Regions from separate parts of the Homo sapiens genome. Here region 2 is linked to region 1. A link is an interaction called in ENCODE POLR2A ChIA-PET data of the cell type or tissue named here. Cell type or tissue: MCF 10A. All regions are shown on one strand. Links, peaks and the distances in the headings refer to the core of each region. The heading gives the core; the rest is flanking DNA. Region 1 overlaps PHACTR4 (phosphatase and actin regulator 4). Region 2 has its middle 24 kb from the start of MED18.

Region 1 (5,382 bases), core at 278-5,277:
AAAAATACAAAATTAGCCAGGCGTGGTGGCACATGCCTGTAATCCCAGCTACTCGGGAGGCTGAGCCAGGAGAATCACTTGAACCTGGGAGCCAGAGGTTGTGGTGAGCCGAGATCGTGCCACTGCACTCCAGCCTGGGCAACAAGAGCAAAACTCCATCTCCAAAAAAAAAAAAAAGAAAAGATGGCCAGGAGAGGTGGCTCACACCTGTAATCCTAGTGCTTCTGTAGGTCAAAGCAAGAAGATCACTTGAGGCCAGGAGCTTGAGACCAGCCCAGGCAACATAGCAAGATCCCATCTCCATAAAAACAATTTTTTAAAAATTAGCTTGGTGTGGTAGGACACATCTGTTGTCCCAGCTATTCAGGATGATAAGTCAGGAGGATTTCTTTTCTTTTTTTTCTTTTTTTCTTTCTTCCTTTCCTTTCCTTCCTTTCTCTCTCTGCTCTGTCTCTCTCCTCCCTCTTCCTTCCTCCCTCCCTCCTTTCCTTCCCTCCGTCCCTCTTTCTTTTTTTTTTTTTTTTACTTTCTAAAACTTTTTGTTAAAAACTAAGACACTAACAACACATTAGCCTAGGCCTCCACAGGGACAGGATCAAGAATATCACTGTCTTCCACTTCTACATCTTGACTTCTTGAAAGGTCTTCAGGGGTACTAACAGGCATGGAGCTGTCATCTCCTATGATAACAGTGCCTTCTTCTAGAATACTTCCTGAAGGACCTGCCAGAGGCTGTTTTACAGTTAACTTTTTTAAAAAATAAGGCTGGGTGAGGTGGCTCACACCTGTAATCACAGCACTTTGGGAGTCCAAGGTGAGCAAACTGCTTGAGCCCAGGAGTTCAAGACCAGTCTGGGCAACATGGCAAAACCTTGTCTCTACAGGGAAGAAGAAAAAAAAAAAGTTAGCCAGTATGGTGGCATGTGCCTGTAGTCCCAGCTACTTGGGAGGCTGAGGTGGGAAGATCACCTGAGCCTGAGAGGTCAAGGCTGCAGTGAGCCCTAATTGTGCCATTGCACTCCAGCCTGGGCAACAAAGTGAGACCCCATCTCAAAAATAAAAATAAAATAAAAATATGTGTGTGTGTGTGTGTGTAGAAGGAATACACACTAACAATTAAAAAGTATAGTAAATATATAAACCAGTAATATAGTCATTTATTATCAAGTATTATATACTATACATAATTGTATGTGCTATAGTTTTATATGACTGCCAGCACAGGTTTGTTTACTACCAGCATTACCACAAACGTGAGTAATGCATTGTGCTATAACATCATGATGGCTACATCACCAGGCAATAGGAATTTTTCAGCTCCATTTTAACCTTACAAGACCACCATCATTTGTGCAGTCCAGCATTGACAGAAGTGTTATTATGCAGTGCATTCATTTAATAGAATGAGCCTACTATAGTGGTTTGCATTTACCAATAAATTAGTGTTGCCATAGTGGAAGGATGAACCCTTCTCCCAAGTATATAAAGATGTTGTCCCAGAAGTCCTATCTCTTACCTAATTTTATTTAAGAAGGTAAAGTATGTAAAAGATTGTTAGTAAAATTCCCAATCTTATTGGTATCACCAATAGCTTAAAAGAGATTGTGCCATATTTTGTTTAACTGACAAAAATTATATATAGTTACGGTGTGTAAAATGACATTCAGAAATACAGTAGTCCTCTCTTATCCTTGAGGGATACATTCCAAAGCCCCCAGTGGATAACTGAAACAATGGACAGTACTGAATCCAATTGCACTCAATCAAAGTACGTTTTTGTTCATGTCTCCCACCCACAAATTTAGTGTCTTTTCCATCTTCACTAGGAACTTACTGTGCACTGTGATTGTAACTTCTGCAATGTGGAGTACAACAGCAAAACTAGCACAATTTTCTTTTTTCGTCTTCACAATTTCACAGATAGAAAATTCATTCTTTCAAATACAATATGCAGGGTTCATAAAAAACAAAAAAAAAATCATTTTTACTATAGATTTTAGCAATCTTGGCATAAGATTTTTTTTTCCTTAGTAAGTCTAGAACTTTCATCTTTTTGCTTAAAGGATACACTTAATAGCTTCTTGGCTGGGAGTGGTGGCTCACACCTGTAATCCCAGCACTTTGGGAGGCTGAGGTGGGTGGATCACTTGAGCCCAGGAGTTCGAGGTAACATGGCAAAACCTCATCTCTACAAAAAATACAAAAATTAGCCAGGCATGGTGATGCACATCTGTAATCCCAGCTACTCTGGAGGCTGAGGTGCAAGGATTGTTTGAGCTCAGGAGGTGGAGGTTGCAGTGAGCAATGATGGGGCCACTGAACTCCAGTCTGGGCAACAGAGCAAGAGTCTGTCTCAAAAAAAAAAAAAAGAAAAAGGAATTTATCCTTGGTATATCCAAATTGCCAGCATCACTACTCTTGCACTTTGGGGCCATTATTAAGTAAAATAAGGGTTACTTGAACACGAGCCCTGCAATAGCCTGAGTTAATTTGACAACCAAGTCTGCTACTAAAGGGCATGTAGCAGACTCAGTGTGGAGACACCGAGCAAAGAGATGATTCATGACATACGCAGGACGGCAAGAGAGATTTCATCACACTACTCAGAATGGCATGCTGTTTAAAACTAATGAATTGTTTGTTGCTGGAATTTCTTTTTCATATCTTCAGACCATGGCTGATCTTGGGTAACTAAAACCACAGAAAGCAAAACTGTGGATAAGGGGGAGCGCTACTGTATGTGAAGACTGTGGAATGGCTAAATCAAACTAATGAACATATCCATTACCTAAAATAATTACGTTTCTTTGTGGTGAGAACACTTAAAATCTACTCTCAGCAATTTGCAGGTACAGAATATATTTTTAGTGGCCGGGCGTGGTGGCTCACACCTCTAATCCCAGCACTTTGGGAGGCTTAGGCAGGCAGATCACCTGAGGTTGGGAGTTTGAGATCAGCCTGACCAACATGGAGAAACTCCGTCTCTACTAAAAATACAAAAAATTAGCTGGGCATGGTGGTGCATGCCTGTAATTCCAGCTACTTGGGAGGCTGAGGCAGGAGAATCGCTTGAACCTGGGAGGCAGAGGTTGCAGTGAGCCAAGATCATGCCATTGCACTCCACCCTGGCCAAAAAGAGTGAAACTCTGTCTCAAAAAAAAAAAAAAAAAAAAAAAGAATATATTTTTACTAAGGTCACTATGTTGTACAACAGATTTCTTGTGCTTATTCCTTCTGTCTAACAGAAATTTTATATCCTTTGACCAACACCTTCCCAATCTCCACTCCCACCCAGCTCCTGGTAACCACCATTTTATTCTCTGCTTCTATGAGTTTTACTTTATTATTATTATTATTATTTTATTTATTTATTTTTTGAGACAGAATCTCCCTCTGTAGCCCAGGCTGGAGTGCAATGGCTTGATCTCAGCTCACTGCAACCTCTGCCTTCCGGGTTCACACCATTATCCTGCCTCAGCCTCCCGAGTAGCTGGGACTACAGGTGCCCACCACCACGCCCGGCTAATTTTTTGTATTTTTAGTAGAGACGGGGTTTCACCATGTTAGCCAGGATGGTCTCCATCTCCTGACCTCATGATCCGCCTGCCTCGGCCTCCCAAAGTGCTGGGATTACAGGCATGAACCACTGAGCCTGTCCTATTTTTATTTACTGTTTTTAGACAGGGTCTCACTCTTGTCGCCCAGGCTGGAATGCAGTGGCACAATCACGGCTCACTACAGCCTCAACCTCCCTGGGCTCAGGTGAGATCTTCCCACCTCAGCCTCCCAAGTAGCTGGGACTACAGGTGCACACCAACACACCCAGCTAGTTTTCGTATTTTTTGTAGAGATGGGATTTCACCATGTTGCCCAGGCTGGTCTCAAACTCCTAGGCTCAAGCAATCCGCCTGCCTCCACCTAGCAAAATGCTGTGTTACAGGCTTGAACCACCTGCGCCCAGCCTGGAATTTTTTCTATTTTTTGAGATGCAGTCTCTTTCTGTTGCCCAGGCTGGAGCGCAGTGGCGTGATCTCGGCTCACTGCAACCTCCACCCCTGGGGTTCAAGTGATTCTCCTGCCTCAGCCTCCTGAGTATGTGGGATTACAGGTATGGGCCACCACGCCCGGCTAATTTTTTTGTACTTTTAGTAGAGATAGGGGTATCACCATGTTGGCCAGGCTGGTCTCAAACTCCTGACCTCAGGTGATCCACCCGCCTCGACCTCCCAAAGTGCTGGGATTACAGGCATGAACCACCATGCCCTGCCCCAGCCTGGAATTTTTATTAGAATTATATTCTGTAATACTAAAAGCCTTGGTCTACAGTTTACCCAACAGATATTTAATGCTCCTGTTGCTAATGGTAGCCACAGCCTTGGTGGTGTTAATATAGGTATATGAGAATTGTAAGATTGAGTTTGACATTTTAGATTCCATATATAAGTAAAAGCATGTGGCCAGCCATGGTGGCACCTGCCTGTAGTCCCACCAACTCAGAAGGCTGAGGCAGGAGGATCGCTTGATACCAGGAGGGACTTCGAGGCTATAGTGTGCTATGATTGCACCTGGGAATAGCCACCGTACTCCAGCCTGGGCAACACAGCAGCAAAAAACCCTGTCTGTAACAACAAAATAAGAGCATGCAGCATTTGTCTTTCTGTGCCTGGCTGACTTCACTTAATGTAATATCCTCTAAGTTCATCCATGTTGTCCCAAATGACAAGATTCCCTTCTTTTTCAAGGCTGAATAGTATTTCGTTGTGTATATATACCAAATTTTCTTTATCCATTCATCTACTGATGGACACTTAACACTGATTCTGTATCTTGGCTCTTGTGAATAATGCTGCAATGAACATGAGCGTACAGATACCTCAACATACTGATTTCATTTCCTTTGGATATATACCCAGTAGTGGAATTGCTGAATTGTATGATAATCCTATTTTCAATTTTTTGAGGAATCTCCATACTGTTTTCCATAGAACAGTAGTGTACAGGCCAGGCGCGGTGGCTCACGCCTGTAATCCCAAAACTTGGTGGGGGGCCGAGGCAGGCGATCACGAGGTCAAGAGATCAAGACCATCTTGGCCAACACAGTGAAACCCCATCTCTACTAAAAATACAAAAATTAGCTGGGCGTGGTGGCACGCGCCCGTCGTCCCAGCTACTCGGGAAGCTGAGGCAGGAGAATCGCTTGAACCTGGGAGGCGGAGGTTGCAGTGAGCCGAGATTGCGTCACTGCACTCCAGCCTGGCAACAGAGCGAGACTGTGTCTCAAAAAAAAAAAAAAAAAAAGTAGTATACAAATTTACATTTCCACCAACAGTGCATGAGGGTTCCCTTTTCTCCACATCCTTGCCAACACTTGTTATTTTTTTT
Region 2 (5,382 bases), core at 72-5,071, 87 kb after region 1:
GCCTGACTCCTTTAAAGCATTTTTTATATGCATCAACTCATTAATCTCCATATGAACCTAATACTGTAGATGCAATTATTACCCCATTCTATTTTATTTTATTTATTTTATTTTATTTTATTTTAGACAGGGTCTTGCTCTGTCACCCTGGTGGGGCGCAGTGGTGCAATCATGGTTCACTGCAGCCTCAAGCTCCCTGGCTCAAGTGTTCCTCTCACCTCCGCCTCCCAAGTAGCTGGGACCATAGGTGGGTGCCACCATGCCTGGCTAAATTTTTTTTTTTTTTTAGAGAGACACAAAGTCTCACTATGTTGCCCAGGCTTATTACCCCATTTTAAGATAAGGAAACTGGGGTCTGAGAGGTTAAGTAACTTGCCTAGGGTCACATGGCTTGTAAGTGGTAGAACCAGGATTTCAACTCAAGTTGTTGGACTCCTGAGCCCAAGATCTTATTTTGTTTGCCTGCAACTACACTTGCACCATGGGACTGGCCCCCTGGGCTGGCTGATTGGATCTGCAGAACTCTCCATTTCCTAACTCCAGTCCTTTGCATGGGTCAGCTGCACCTCCTGTACCTTCAGAAAGAGAGTTCCCTTTCTAGCTTAAAGCTGAGGAGGTTTCTGTTACTTACCTGATTCAAAAAGGATAATTTCTGCCTACAGGGTAGCACAGGGGCTTCCTAAGAGCTCAGTGAGCAGCGAACATGTGATCCTGGCATCTGAGGACCCACAGAGACCACATGCCAGAGAAAAGATGAAGTGCTTAAGCTTCCGGAAGGCCAACAGCTCAGCAGCCCTTGGCTGTATGTATTTCAATGTGTAAGTGTCCTGTGAAGAGTTTTTAAAATAAAAAATAACTTATATTGCTGTTTTTTTTTTTGTTTTGTTTTGTTTTGTTTTGTTTACTGTATGCTTACTAAAGTTCATCACAGCCATAACAGGAAGAAAATTTCTTTTTATTCTTTTAAAAATAAAAGATTTTATAGGTTAATTTATAAGCAGTAGAATAGTGTGATTAAAATCCTGGGCCCTGCACTCTGGAAAACTTTGTCAGTTTCTTTTTCTTTTTCTTTTTTAAGACAGAGTCTCGCTCTATCGCCCAGACTGGAGTGCAGTGGCGGAATCTTGGCTCACCGCAACCTGTGCTTCCCAGGTTCAAGTGATTCTCCTGCCTCAGCCTCCTGAGTAGCTGGGATTACAGGCGTTCACCACCATGCCCGGCTAACGTTTGTATTTTTAGTAGAGACGGGGTTTCACCATGTTGGCCAGGCTGGTCTTGAACTCCTGACCTCAGGTGATCCACCTGCCTCGGCCTCCCAAAGTGCTGGGATTACAGGCGTGAGCCACCGTGGCTAGCCTGTCAGTTTCTTAAAAAATGAACCGCATAGGCGGGTACAGTGGCTTGTGCCTGTAATCCCAGCACTTTGGGAGGCTGAGGGAGGTGGATCACCTGAGGTCAGGAGTTTGAGACCAGCCTGGCCAACATGGTGAAACCCCATCTCTAGTAAAAATACAAAAATTAGCTGGGAGTGGTGGTGGGAGCCTGTAATCCCAGCTACTCAGGAGGCTGAGGCAGAAGAATCGCTTGAACCCAGGAGAAGGAGGTTGCAGTGACCCAAGATCCTGCCATTGCACTCCAGCCTGGGCGACAAAAGTAAAACTCCATCTCAAAAAAAAAAAAAAAAAAAAAAAAAAGAATCACACAGCTACCATACAACCTGGCAATTGCAATCCTGAGCATTTATCCCAGAGAAATGAAGACTTACATTAAGACAAAAACCTGTAGTTGAATGTTTAAAGCAGTTTTATTGGTAGTATCCCCAAACTGGAAACAATCCAGATGTTCTTCAATAGGTGGATGGTTAAACAAACCATGGTACATCCACAGAATACCACTCAGCATGGAGTATTACCCAGAAATAAAAAGAAACGAGGCCGGGCATTGTGGCTCATGCCTGTAATCTCAACACTTTGGGAGGCTGAGGTGGGAGGATCACTTGAGCCCAGGAGCTCAAGGCCAGCCTGAGCAACACAGGGAGACTCCACTTGTACAAAAAATTACAAAAATTAGCTGGGCATGGTGGCACACACCTGTAGTCCCAGCTACTCGGGAGGCTGAAGTGGCAGGATCACTTGAGGCAGAGAGGTCGGTGATGCCAGTGAGCTCTGATTGCGCTACTGCACTCCAGCCTGGGTGACAAAGCCAGACCCTGTCTCAAAAAAAAAAAAAAAAAAAAGAGAGAGAACAAATATGAATACTTGGAACAATCTGGATGAATTTCCAGAGAATCATGATGAGTGAAAAAAAGCCAGTCTCAAAAGATTAAACACTGTATGATTTATTTATATAAAATTCTTGAAATGACAAAATTATAAAAATGGAGACAGAATTACCAGTGTAAAGGAGGAGGTAGAGGCAGGAGGAAGTGGGGTTGGCTATTGAAAGGTCAATATGAGGAATCCTGGTAGTGTTGGAAATACTCTGTGTCTTGACTGTATCAATGTGAATATCTTGGTTGTGATACTGTGTTGTATTTTTTCAAGAAGTTACCATCGGGGGAAACTAGGTAAAGAGTACACAGGATCTCTTTGTTCCCTCCCTCCCTCCCTCCCTCCCTTCCTTCCTTCCTTCCTTTTTTGAAACAGGGTCTTATTCTGTCACCGAAGCTGGAGTGCAGTGGCACAATCATGGCTCACTGCAGCCCCGGCCTCCTGGGCTCAAGCTATCCTCCCACCTCACCCTCCCAAGTAGCTAAGAACACAGGCGCGTGCCACCACTCCTGGCTCATTTTAAAACATTTTTTGTAGAGATGGAGTCTCCCTATGCTGCCCAGGCTGGTCTATGACTCCTGGGCTCAAATGAGCCCACCTCAGCCTCCCAAAGTGCTGGGATTACAGGCGTGAGCCACCTTGCCTGGCCTATATTATTTCTTATAGCTGCATGTGAAGCTATAATTATCTCAAAATTAAAAGTTTAATTAGGAAAAAATCCTAGACCCTATGCTTAAAACATGCTGTGTGTCCTGGAGTAAGTTGCTTTTCCTCCCTGTCCCTTAGTTTTTACTTGTCTTATAGATTTGTTGTGAGAAATAAGAAATAAGTGATATTATGTATATAAAATGCTTAGTACATTGTATATTAGCGTTAGTACTGATACACTGTAAGAACCTAATAAATATTAGTATGATTACAGAAAAATTACAAAATATAGATAATCAAAATGAAGAAAATATTTTAAACAACCATAATTCTACCACTTTTAACACCTGTATCAATTTATATGTTTTTAGCTGCAAGTAAAAACAAAATCAACAACAATGAAGTACCACTTCAAATGCATTAGGATGGCTTTAACAATTAAAATAATAATAATAATAACTGCTGGTGGGAAGGCCAAATGGCTCAGCCTCTGTGGAAAACATTTGAGCAGTTTCTCAAGAAGTTAAACATAGACGGCCAGACACAGTGGCTCACACCTGTGATCCCAGCACTTTAGGAGGCTGAGGTGGGCAGATCACTTGAGGTCAGGAGTTTGACCTCATGGAAGCTGGGCTCTACTAAAAAAAAATACCAAAAATTAGCTGGGTGTGGTGGTGTGTGCCTATCGTCCCAGCTACTCGGGAGGCTGAGGCACGAGAATCGCTTGAACCCGGGAGGCAGAAGTTTCAGTGAGCCAAGATGGCCCCACTGTACTCCAGCCTGGGCGAGAGAGACTCCGTCTCAAAAAAAAAAAAAAAAAAAGTTAAACATAGAATTACCATATAACCCTGCAATTCCATTCCTAGGCATACACCTGAAATAATTGGAAAAATGTACTCCAACAATTATTTGTACACACTTTTTCATAGCAGCACTAGTCAAAATAGCCAAAGTGTCCATCAATGGATGGCTCATACACAAATTGTAGCAAATACATACAAAAGAATATTGTTTAGACATAAAAAAGAATGAAGTGCTGATACCTGCTATGATCTAAATAAGCCTCAAAAAATTTTATGCTAAATGAAGGAAGACAGGCACAAGAGATCATACACTGCGTAATTCTATTTATATGAGGCATTCAGAATAGATAAATCAGGCCGGCGTGGTGGCTTACACCTGTAATCTCAGCACTTTGGGTGGCCAAGGCAGGCAGATCACTTGAGGCCGGGAGTTCAAGACCAGCTTGGCCAACATGGTGAAGCCCCGTCTTTACTAAAAATACACAAATTAGCTGGGTGTGGTGGCACATGCCTGTAATCCCAGCTACTCTGGAGGCTCAGGCACCAGAATCCCGTGAACCTGGGAGGCTGAGGTTGCAGTGAGCTAAGATCGCACCACTGCACTCCAGCCTGGGCAACAGAGTGAGACTCTGTCTCGAGAAAAAAAAAAAAAAAAAAAAGATAAATCTACAGGGACAAAATGCAAATTGGTGGAATAATGAAAATGTTTTGGAACTAGATAGAGGTGGTGGTTGCACAGCATTGTGACTGTACTAAAGACCCCTGAATTGTTTACTTTAAAATGGTTAATTTATTTTTTAAGACAGAATCTCACTCTGCTGCCCAGGCTGGAGTGCAGTGGTGAGATCTTAGTTCACTGCAGCTTCAAACTCCTAGGCTTAAGGGATCCTCCTGCCTCAGCCTCCCAAGTAGCTGGAACTACAGGTGCATGACACCATGCCTGGCTTTTTTTTTTTTTTGCAACGGATCTTGTTTTGCTCTTCAGGTTGGTCTCCTGGCTTCAAGTGATCCTCCCTCCTCGACCTTCTAAAGTGTTGGGATGACAGGCATGAGCCACTGCACGTGGCCAAAATGGTTAATTTTAATTAGTTGGGCTTGGTGATGTGTGCCTGTATTTCTAACTACTAAGGAGGCTGGGATCGGAGGACTGCTTGAGCCCAGGAGTTTGAGGCTGCAATGAGCTATGATTGTGCCATGGCACTCCAGCCTGGGCAACCGAGTGAGACCCTATCATACCCCTCCCCCAAAAGTTAACTTTATGGTTATGTGGATTTTACCTCAATAAATTACTAGAAATAAAATATGTCAGAATTATTTAAGAAAAATTTATTACGTCTTATATTAAGAAGCCCCAAAATAGAGAAGCTCTAGAATTGGTTCTTTCAGTAGCTCCAAGATTTTATCAAGGACCTGAATTCTCTGTTTTTCCATTCTTGTCACGTTGCCATTTTTCATTCTTCCGTGGTTAAAAGATTGTTTTCATAGTTCCAAGAACTGCCTGAGGACATGACATCCAGCTCCACTAGATTGTAATGGAACAAAGAAGGGCTACCGATTCCTGGAAATACCTTCCTCTCTTTTTAAAATAATATCTTTATTGAGATACAATTCACATACCATATAATTCACCCATCAAATATACATCCCAAACTCATCTAGTT

What was found. ChIA-PET counts read pairs that join two places held together with the same protein. Peaks named below come from ENCODE experiments on the same cell type or tissue, not always from the same donor. Only the 100,000 strongest peaks of a DNase experiment are listed, where the experiment ranks them.
Region 2: POLR2A ChIA-PET joins it to region 1 with 5 read pairs; 2 of 35 experiments call an interaction of 5 or more read pairs at or near these places.

What each region holds. Positions count from the first base shown.
Region 1 is chr1:28,389,394-28,394,775 of GRCh38, reverse strand. The region is part of intron 1 of PHACTR4 (phosphatase and actin regulator 4); the gene reads right to left. Among named protein-coding and RNA genes, the nearest start is that of PHACTR4, 22 kb to the right of the region's middle. In MCF 10A, for the core only: no CTCF peak of the experiment used is centred there; a DNase peak (open chromatin) is centred at 2,585.
Region 2 is chr1:28,301,852-28,307,233 of GRCh38, reverse strand. No RefSeq gene overlaps it. Among named protein-coding and RNA genes, the nearest start is that of MED18, 24 kb to the left of the region's middle. In MCF 10A, for the core only: no CTCF peak of the experiment used is centred there; no DNase peak of the experiment used is centred there.